Linked DNA regions of Mus musculus: region 2 is linked to region 1. Evidence: chromatin contacts called from ENCODE Hi-C or POLR2A ChIA-PET data. All regions are on one chromosome and are shown on one strand. Each heading gives the region's core, a stretch centred on a gene start or an enhancer-like site at or near the end of the contact. The rest is flanking DNA. Distances are from core to core; before and after follow the strand shown. Region 1 holds the start of Plxna2 (plexin A2). Region 2 overlaps Plxna2 (plexin A2).

Region 1 (4,572 bases), core at 1,490-3,989:
CACTTCCAACCTGCTGGGCTGCTGCAGGCTGTGCACTGTGTTCCAGGCTTTCCCAGCTGGCATCTGTGCTGGAGCAGACCTTGGTGATGCAGCTGCTTTGAGTAATTTCTGCCTGTAGGTCACCTCTCTCTCATACTTCTGTCAGCAACCCCAACAAAACTCATTGGTTCACCAAGTTGGACTTTGGTAGTGTCTGTGCTTTGGATTGTCAAGAGATCCCTAGCTGGAGTGAGTAGATGTGTGTTGCATCTACCTATGAAAAGTTTTGTCACACAACAACTAATAAGATTCATATCAACAGCTTTCCATTTTAAGGATACTATCAATTCTTCAAATACCTCCACATCTGGTTTTAACCTACCAGGTTCCTGGAGATTTCAAGTTAGAATCTCATCTTAGAAATGGGAAAGTTGGGGTCACCTAGGAAAGACAAGGGTGCTGCTTCCAGGTACCTCATAGATTAGGCTTCTGAAGTCACATCCTTAACTGGCTCCATTTTCAGATGATGCTCAGTGGCAATGTGGGAGTAGGGTGGCATCATGTCACCCAGCCTGCAGTGTGATCTGTCTGTAGGTGTTCTTTCTCCCACACTCTCCCTCTCTCTTCCTTTATTCATGACAGGCAGGGCAAGTGTGGGGAGAAAAGAACAGGATGGGTATATGTGGAGGAGTCACTTTCATTTAATGTACCCCCCATTCTTCATTTAAGGGTTTATTTCTAGATCACAGGGGTGGGGATGTGTAACTGAAATTATTTAAATTGTATTGTAATCATCTCAAAAATGAGATTAAATTGAGGCACTGAGAAGAGGCAAGAGATAAGACACAACACACACATAGTCATACAGCACTTGATTTAGAATTAAAGGCCCTATATTCAACAGAGAGCTTTATCACTTACCTTGCTCTACTAAGGATGGTCTCAGGGGAAGCTGGCTAGACTGTTGTTCCTCTCATTAAAAACATGGCAAAAGTGTAACAGAATCTGATAGCACCTTCCCTTTATCTTCCTTAACAAATTGTGCCTTCAATCCAGCGTACTCAGAAATAAAGAATAACGATCATTTGTGTAAAGAGGGAAGACACACTCACATGCAGACATAAACAATAATAGAGGAAGAATAAATGTGAGAATCACTGGGCATTTTATCAAAAATAAATGTTACATAAATTCAAAGGACAAGATAGGTGTGCATCACAGAATTCAGATTCTTTGTGGCTCCAAAGGACAAAATTGGCAACAGCTAGTGAAACTTACCGGAAACAAATTTTAGGCAATTAATGAATTGATTAATTTAAGAGTTTTTAAATGAGGTAACCATGTTTTGTTTTTAAGAATAGCTAATTGGACCAGGTATCCAGTGTGGTGGCATATATTTTTGAGTCTAGCACTTGGGAGGCAGAGGCAAGCACATTTTTGTGAGGTCTTAGCCACTATGGTTTGTAGTAAGGAGTTCCAGGACAGCCAGAGATACATAGTGAAGAAAACCAAACCAACCAAACTACCAAACAGCCAACTCTACATCCCAAAATCCCGTGTCTCTAATATAGTTGATGAAAGTGATCTTCTCTTCTCTTCTCTTCTCTTCTCTTCTCTTCTCTTCTCTTCTCTTCTCTTCTCTTCTCTTCTCTTCTCCTCCTCCTCCTCTTTCTTCTTCTTCTTCTTCTTCTTCCTCTCTCTCTCTCTCTCTCTCTCTCTCTCTCTCTCTCTCTCTCTCTCCTACTGAGAATTCAGTCAACTGTTTTTATATGCTTTCAGAAGCATCCCACATCCCTCTTTCTTTTTATACCGGTGAAGAGTATGGCCACAAGAGGGCAGTAGGGGACATTTGTCAGACACTTTGATGTGTTGAGTAAACTCGGTGTGTTCAATCTCCATCGGGGAATTCGAAGACCCTGAGACCTTGCAGGGGTATAGCTTGCACAGGCCCTCGCGGGAAAGCCGTAGCCGCAGTTGCAGATTCACAGACTACGAACCAAGGAATCAAGACCCGTGAGCGCGGAAGCAACCAGGACTGAAAAATCCTCTTTTCTGGGGATATTAAAGTTGTCTTAATCTTCTAGCCATTACCCTCTGCCTCCAGTACGAGGCGGGCTCGCGGGTCTGGATAATGCAAACGCTCCTGGTACTATGGTTTCCACAGCACCCACCCGAGTCAGCCCCTACCTCCTTTTCCAATGGAACAGGAAACCGGAGATGCAAAGCCAGACTCCTCTTTAAAATGTAGAAATAATTATCAACAACTTCAAACCTCTTTTGACAGCTCGTTGGCTTTCTAGAATTTGTAGGGTAGAGAAATTTGCTGTTCCGAAATCCGACACCCCATCTCAAGCCCATCAGTAATATATGTCCCTCCACACTCACCCCTAGCTCACAGGTGAAGAGAAAGGAGGGGAGGCTTTGCTTGGTGACAGGTGACGCCACGCGAGGGGATGGGGTGCTCTCATCACTCTGATCCCCTCCCGAAGCCTAGCCAGCTGGCTTACCAGGCCCCAAGACATGAGTCCCTAGACCCTGGTACAACCTTTCTGGGCCCTTGACTACTGACAGTGTCTGGTGGTCCAAACTGAGCGAGCAGAACGCCTGCAGAGCCGTAGCTCTGCCGGGTTCTTGGGTGGACCAGCTAGGGTATTCGGTCTGCGCGGGCGGGGCGCGTGGGCGGGGAGGGGGTTAACGCGGCCTCTATGATAATGAGCTGAGCGGTAATATAGGAGGCCGGCTGAGGGCGCCGCCACCGGAGCTGAGCTGAGCCGCGCTGCGCGCAGCACTGTCCGCGCAGAGCCGAGTGGGGGCGGCTGGAGCAGCTGCTGGGATCCTTCAGCTGAAGACGAGCGATCAGATCTGGTGGACCCGTGAGCCGTGGAGCCGCGGGGAGCTTATGGGCCCGGTCGCAGACAGAGCTGGCAGCGGTTCCTGGAGGAAATAGGGCCGAGCAAGCCAGGAGCAGAAGGGAAGGAAGCGCGGGATCGCTGATGTCAGAGCAGCCCGGAAAGTCGTGCTGGAGAAAACTGAAGACACCCGGCTTTGAGCCGCCCCGGAGGGACCCTGCGGGACCCCACGCCCCTTCACAACCGGGTCCCTGCGCACAAGCGACTGGGACGAAGACGCGAGGAACCATTCGGGGGCCACCCCAGGAATACAGGCAAGCGGCCGGCGCGGGCCGAGGATTTTAATGATCCTGGGTTACATGTGGAACTGGCTGCCAGTGTGACTCCCGTCAGGCAGGACTGGGCGCACGCTGCCCTGGGCAACCGCCAGTTGAGCGGACGAAGAGGGGACGCAGGGACAGACAGACACTGCCGAGCTGGGTAAGCAGCGCCCTCCGCCCTTTCCCCGAGCGCGCTCCCGCGGCGGTTCCTCCGGCGCAGCCTCCTCAGGTCCCCTTGGGGTCCCGGCCCCGGCCCCGGCTTGGTTGTGGCGGCGAGTATACGCGCGTGATCCGCCACTTTCGCAGCTGCAGTCTCCTGTCCAGGCTTCCGGGCCATAGACTCCAGCGGCTCTGGTGGTTCCGGCGCTCCGTGGCGCGCTTATAGCGCGCACCTGCCGGCTGTCTGCAGCTCTGGGGAGCGCCTGAGCGACGAGGTCGTCCCAGGGTTGGAGCCCAGAGAGGGCCTCCGTGGCACTAGCAAGATAGCCTGGAGCGACTATGGCCGGAGGCCGGTTGGGGGGCGTTCACCAGGCAGTGTAGTCCCGGGTGGCCGCTGGCTGTTCCAGTGGTTCAGTAGACTGGGAATCACCGGGAAGGAGAAGGCATCCTTTGCGTGCGTTCCGGGAATCTGTGAGAACGGTTTGGAAGCACTGTAGTTAAGTGTTCCTGTCCCCATCCCCCATGGCATAGTGCCCAGCTGGGGCCAGCCCCCTTGGTTTGAGCAACAGTGGTGCTGGTTGAAGTGGGAGTTTGTCCAGAGTCCAAGAGGCTCCTTAAAGCTCATTTCCCTCCATGTACTCTTTTTTGCCCTACCTCACGAAGTGATAGGATCTTAGAAAATTCCAGTTTCTTTTACTCATAGGTAGTCTTCGTAAATGTTCATCTTGAGCTGTATGTCAAAAGCTGAAAATGTCATTCCTAGGGCCCTCAAAAATGCCCACCTGTTTAACATGACCCTTGCCCTAGGAAGGGCTATCTCTTCAAATAGCTCAAGTAGAGATAAGAGGGAGAAAAAGCTGGGGGGAGGGAGGGGGTGCAACTTGGGAGAACAGGTCAGTCCCTACCATCTGGAAAGGAGAGTAGTTGTTGAGGGCAAGAATGTTCAGTGAAGATCCAAGATCACAGACAGATTAACTCTCTAGCCACTCATATGCACAACAGACAGAGGTGGATGGCTTTGGGGAGTGAGGCTACCAGATGTCTCTGAAGGCCATCTGTGGGGGATTAGACATTTTGAGACACAGCCATCCTTGCAGTGGACCAGGTCTGTACAGTTGAGTATCTGGGCTAGAACACAGACAATACTGAGATGGCTGCTTTCAACAGACCTGGAGTCAGGTTCAGCTCTCTGCAATTCCACACAATAGCAGGCCTGTCATACTCAGTCTCTTTCCAGATCTTGAAACTTCATTCTTCGCTCTGGG
Region 2 (4,572 bases), core at 1,268-3,767, 41 kb after region 1:
TTTACTTTTTGACTCCTGGGACATTTTTACAAATTCACTGAGACTGTCCAATTTCTAGAGAGGGCCACGTATAAAGTATATTTATAAGGGAAATTGTTTCTATGTTTTCCAAAGAATACACCAAGGTATGGTATCTAGTGTCCAGCCTACCAGAAACCCTGACATCCCTACCCTATCTTCTTGTAATCTCATAATTGAGTCCTCAAGCAAAGCCAAACAAAATGTGAACTTCTTGCATTAGCAATTTAGACCTTGAAGAGTTTATCAGGATTTCTTCCCAGAGTTAGTACTCAGAGGTTTAATAAAAGTAACATGTTCACATTTATACACCCTTCACCTCACATGGCTATACTGACATTCACACAGACTTCCTCCCTAACACCCAAGTTCCTAACCTGCTACTTCGCTGCCTTTGTTTTGTGGGGTCACTGTGGCAGCTGGGAAGGCCTAGTTGCATGAAAATCTGGGAAACATGACTTTATTCCTTGCCAATCCTACTGAACAAGAACAATAGCCACTGGTTCCTCAGGGTGGAAATGATTCACTTCTCTCCCTGCAGGAATCCTTGATCCTGTAAACAGCCAGGAATAGGAGCTGGGAGGTAGTTCCAGAGTCCCTAGTGGTTATCCTGACACTAGAGACATCTGATTTGGTCCCCTGGCATCCCAGAAATGCTGAGATATGGAGTTGTGGTGGGCCCGCAGATGTTCTCTGACCTCCCCAGAGTGTGTATCACAGAGGTGGGGTACTGACTCCAAAGCTCACTGCCAAATCACTGTAATGAAACTGGCTCCTTGCCCAGACTCCTGCCACCAAACTCACTGTTTGTTTTGTTGTTTTATAGACCCCTTGGGTTTAGAGGACTGGTCTTCCCAAAGCTGGGAAAAGAGGCATTTCTTTGGCACAAGGAATAAGTCATACTTACAGATACCCCATATGTATGTCCTCCTGCTCAGCCATGACAGATGTAGGCAAAGGTTTTCAACTCTATCCAGACTCCCACCAGGCCCCAGGGAAAGGGCTTCCACTCTCCCAGAACCCTTCTGAAAAGGGAAGCTAAGTGCATATTTATTTTTGCATCTTTTGTGCAGTTTGTGCACTTCAATTCTAGTGACCCCTGCTTGAGGCATAAAACATAGTGTTCTGCTGGCTGTTCATAGTCCAAGAGTGAGTCGTGAAATTCTGGACTTTTTATAGGAAGGTGAAACCAGGAAACTATGGCTTGAGTCAGGAGGTTGGAGATGAAAATTCAAGTTCATAGCATGCAGATGATCCAAATATATTCTGTAGAATTCACTACAAACCAAGGTGCCAACTTGTAAAAGCCACGTCCCCAGAAAAGTGCCCACCACATACATACATGTCCTGTAGGCAACTAGGTCTTGAGTGTCTCTGTCAGCAGGGACTTCCAAAGGCCAGCTGCTCCAGCCCCTTCCCTTTAGGGTGAGACTGATGTACATAAAGGAAACTCTGTGGTTTCATGTGACCTAGTTCTGAATATAACCTAGCAGCAATGAGACCTCTGAATTCCAGTGACCTGTCCTGTAAAGCAAAGGTGATTCTTACCCTTGCTCCATGAAATGGTAATTTGTTCTTGGAATAGTATTTATGGAATGTTATGGTGGTTTGAATGAGACTGCCTCTCATAGGCTCATATATTTGAATGTTTCGTTGCTAGTTTGTGAAACCATTTGGGAAGAATTAGTTGGTGTGACCTTTTAGGAAGAGGTGTGTCACAGAGAATGGGACTTAGGTTTCAAAAGCTTATGCTATGTCCTCTCTGTCTCTGTCTGTGTCTCTCTGTGTCTCTCTGTCTCCCTCATCTCTCCTCTCTGCCTTGTTAAGATGTAAGTTCTCAGATACTGCTCCAGCCTTGCCCCCGCCTGCCTGCTGCCATGTTCCCTGCCATAATAGTCATGAACTGTAACCCTCAGGAACTATAAAGTCCAGTAAATTCTTTTGATGTTGCCTTGGTCATGGTGCCCCATCATAACAATAGGTGTGTCAGGAACTAGGTAATATAGTAGTGACTAAAACTGTCAAAGTACTCATCCTAATGGAGATTCCATTTAGTGTGGGAAGACAGACATAAACCAGAGGTGAACATGATCTCTATGTGTGAATGGTAAATGCTAATGGACAAAACAATCAAAGAAATGATTTGTGTAAAGCATAGAGTGCAGAACTTGGCACAGTCACAAAATGTGACCTTTTTCTTTTGTTTTGTGGAAGAAAGTAGCAACAAACACTTTGGATATTTGTCATAAGAAATGAAAAGATAGTATATGAAAACTTTTTAATAGTGATTGTTACAGAAGAGTTTTCTGTAATTGTGAGCATCTTTGAGACTTCTGTCAAAATCCTACTTTTCCTTGGTTTCCTGCAGGTAGTGACACTGTCACATCAGGCTTCCTTTCAGTGACACATTTGCAAGGTCAGATAAAGGAAGACACTCTTGTCCCCTGCCCCCAGTCCTGAGTCATGGGAAAAAAAAATTGGAAGACTGGCCCAGCTGAGCCCATCTAATCTAACCCTGATGGACTTTGGCATCTAGCTACATTAGTCACCAGTGAGAGCAAACAAGCTGTGCTGGCCCTCCCTGGGGTGGAACTGCAGGAAGTGAGGCTCTATGTCTGCTGCTTTGCAGAATTAACCAACCAACACTGTTTTCTCTGGATGTGTGCACCCAAGCCAACCACAATACTGCGGTGCCGCACAGCTCTGCCCCACATGAACTATGTGATGTTGGGAGCAGTTTCCTTAGCTAGATCACAATTGTCCATCTTGCTATATTGCTGTGAGTGTTTGAAGGATGTAGAATATCTGACAGAGCCTTGTGTAGAGCTTAAAGGAACTCCATGAATGGCAGATGTTGCTGTTGGCATCATCGCTGCTAGTGTTGTTTTAGGCACTCCTATACTGTTATGTTTTTCCTTCAGAGGTCTGAGTTCCTTTTGTTTCTCTCAGCTCATTAATCTTACATTTTAAGATGTTCAAGAAGAGTTGGGATTGTTCTGTGTTCTGCTGCATATGGAAATGCTCCATACATTTTCTCTGGTCATATGGCTAATCAAGGGAAGATGGGGACATTGGAGACAGTATCACAAATATTTTAGCTGAGATGAATTACATGCATATTTAAGTCAGTTTCATAACCCATGATATTCAAGTGAAAAGCTCCTAGCTGTTGGAATCTCTAGGGTTTTTTTTTTTGCTTGTTTTTTGTTTGTTTGTTTTTTTTTCCCGTGAGCATACTTTCGATCCAGTGAGATATAAGGCAGAGAGGATGAACCTGGAACTCTGAGCCCTCCTAGTCTATCTTAATCCTATCTCAAATTTTAGAAAGTTCTTTAGGTTTCAAGGTGGAGAAGAGGTTATAAGAATCTGATGCCAAGGTATCCCACTCAGACACTACACTCTTACTCTTCTGTATTCCATGCAAAAACTAGTGCTGCCCACTGAATAATGTCCCTTTCCCTGGAAGGAGACATAACATCAACGGGCTTTATTTAATCAGATTGTTCCCTGCTTAAGTGGTCTGGGGTTTGTGAGCAAGCAGCAAAGACAAGGGTAAAGACTACAGAGTTGGGACTTATGGGAGAGGGGGAGCAGAACTCTTAAGGAGAAGGCTGATACTATCAAGCAATATCAGAAGCCTTCTTATAGCTGTAAATGGACTTTACTCCTATAGGGGACGCTAAAGCCAGGTTTAATCTAGAGATCCTGGACACTGATGTGCATATATATATATACACATATATACTTACACACACACACACACACACACACACACACACACACACACACACACACTGTTACTGGAGAAGGTAGCCAGGCCTTGAAATGTTGGATGATCTACTCAAACTCACACAAGGTTAATAACAAAGACATTCTAAATTCCAGGTTTGGGTGTCTCATCTTTGGGACTCTTCTCTAAGTGAAAGAACTATTTCTTTGCTTTTAACATTAAACTAACTGCTGCTTCTCCATAGAACACAAACATTTTCTGAGCTGAATCCAACTTTGGTCTGGGGATTATTCTCTCAGAGCAGGATCCACCTAGATTTTGCCAGGCTTGATCATGTAGCTTGCTCTAGAGTGAACTGCATTCTTTACCCTTCATTCTATATGTCTAGAAGTCTCACCAAAGCCTGTCTAGCAGGAAGGCTACTCAATCACCAAATGTTTGCCCTGGGGCTGAGAGGTTCTGACAAGTCACTGCAGTGGGACTCTCCAATCATCCATGCTAGGCTTCACTCCTGGCAAGCAACTCTGACTACTGTAAACTAGTCAGCTCCTGTGTACTAAACCCTGATCTGAGTATATTTCAAATTATGTTTCAGCAACTCATATCATGTAAGAATTAGTATGTCCATCTTACATATGAACAAACTGAGTGAGGTTCCAGAGAATTAATAACTGGGTTTCTTTGCTACAAAGCAGAGAACTTAGATTTGTATCCAGGTCTTTATAAATCCTGATGTGGGCTTTTAACCACTGGATTTTACCTTCTCATGACCTTCTTTAAGAACCTATTATTCCAGCTGCAGTCTTGTTGTGTGACAAGACTTT

The links. A loop is a pair of places that touch in the nucleus more often than their neighbours do. ChIA-PET counts read pairs that join two places held with the same protein, here RNA polymerase II (POLR2A).
Region 2: a loop to region 1 is called in a map of heart, with 5 times the contacts of the local background. The contact joins the enhancer-like site here to the promoter of Plxna2 in region 1. A Hi-C loop is called at or near these places in 8 of 37 maps with a recorded cell type or tissue (Patski, heart and v-Abl transformed pro-B cells). POLR2A ChIA-PET finds 5 or more read pairs at or near these places in 1 of 5 experiments (Patski).

What each region holds. Positions count from the first base shown.
Region 1 is chr1:194,617,090-194,621,661 of GRCm38, forward strand. Plxna2 (plexin A2) reads left to right here and starts at 2,740. Exons shown (of 32, transcript NM_008882.2): 1 at 2,740-3,308.
Region 2 is chr1:194,658,039-194,662,610 of GRCm38, forward strand. All of the region lies in intron 3 of Plxna2 (plexin A2), which reads left to right. Among named protein-coding and RNA genes, the nearest start is that of Plxna2, 40 kb to the left of the region's middle. Within about 2 kb of position 2,518, at least 1 of the 3 ENCODE cell types and tissues checked has a DNase peak (open chromatin) inside an H3K27ac peak, as active enhancers do; it is heart, where a contact is called at or near this core.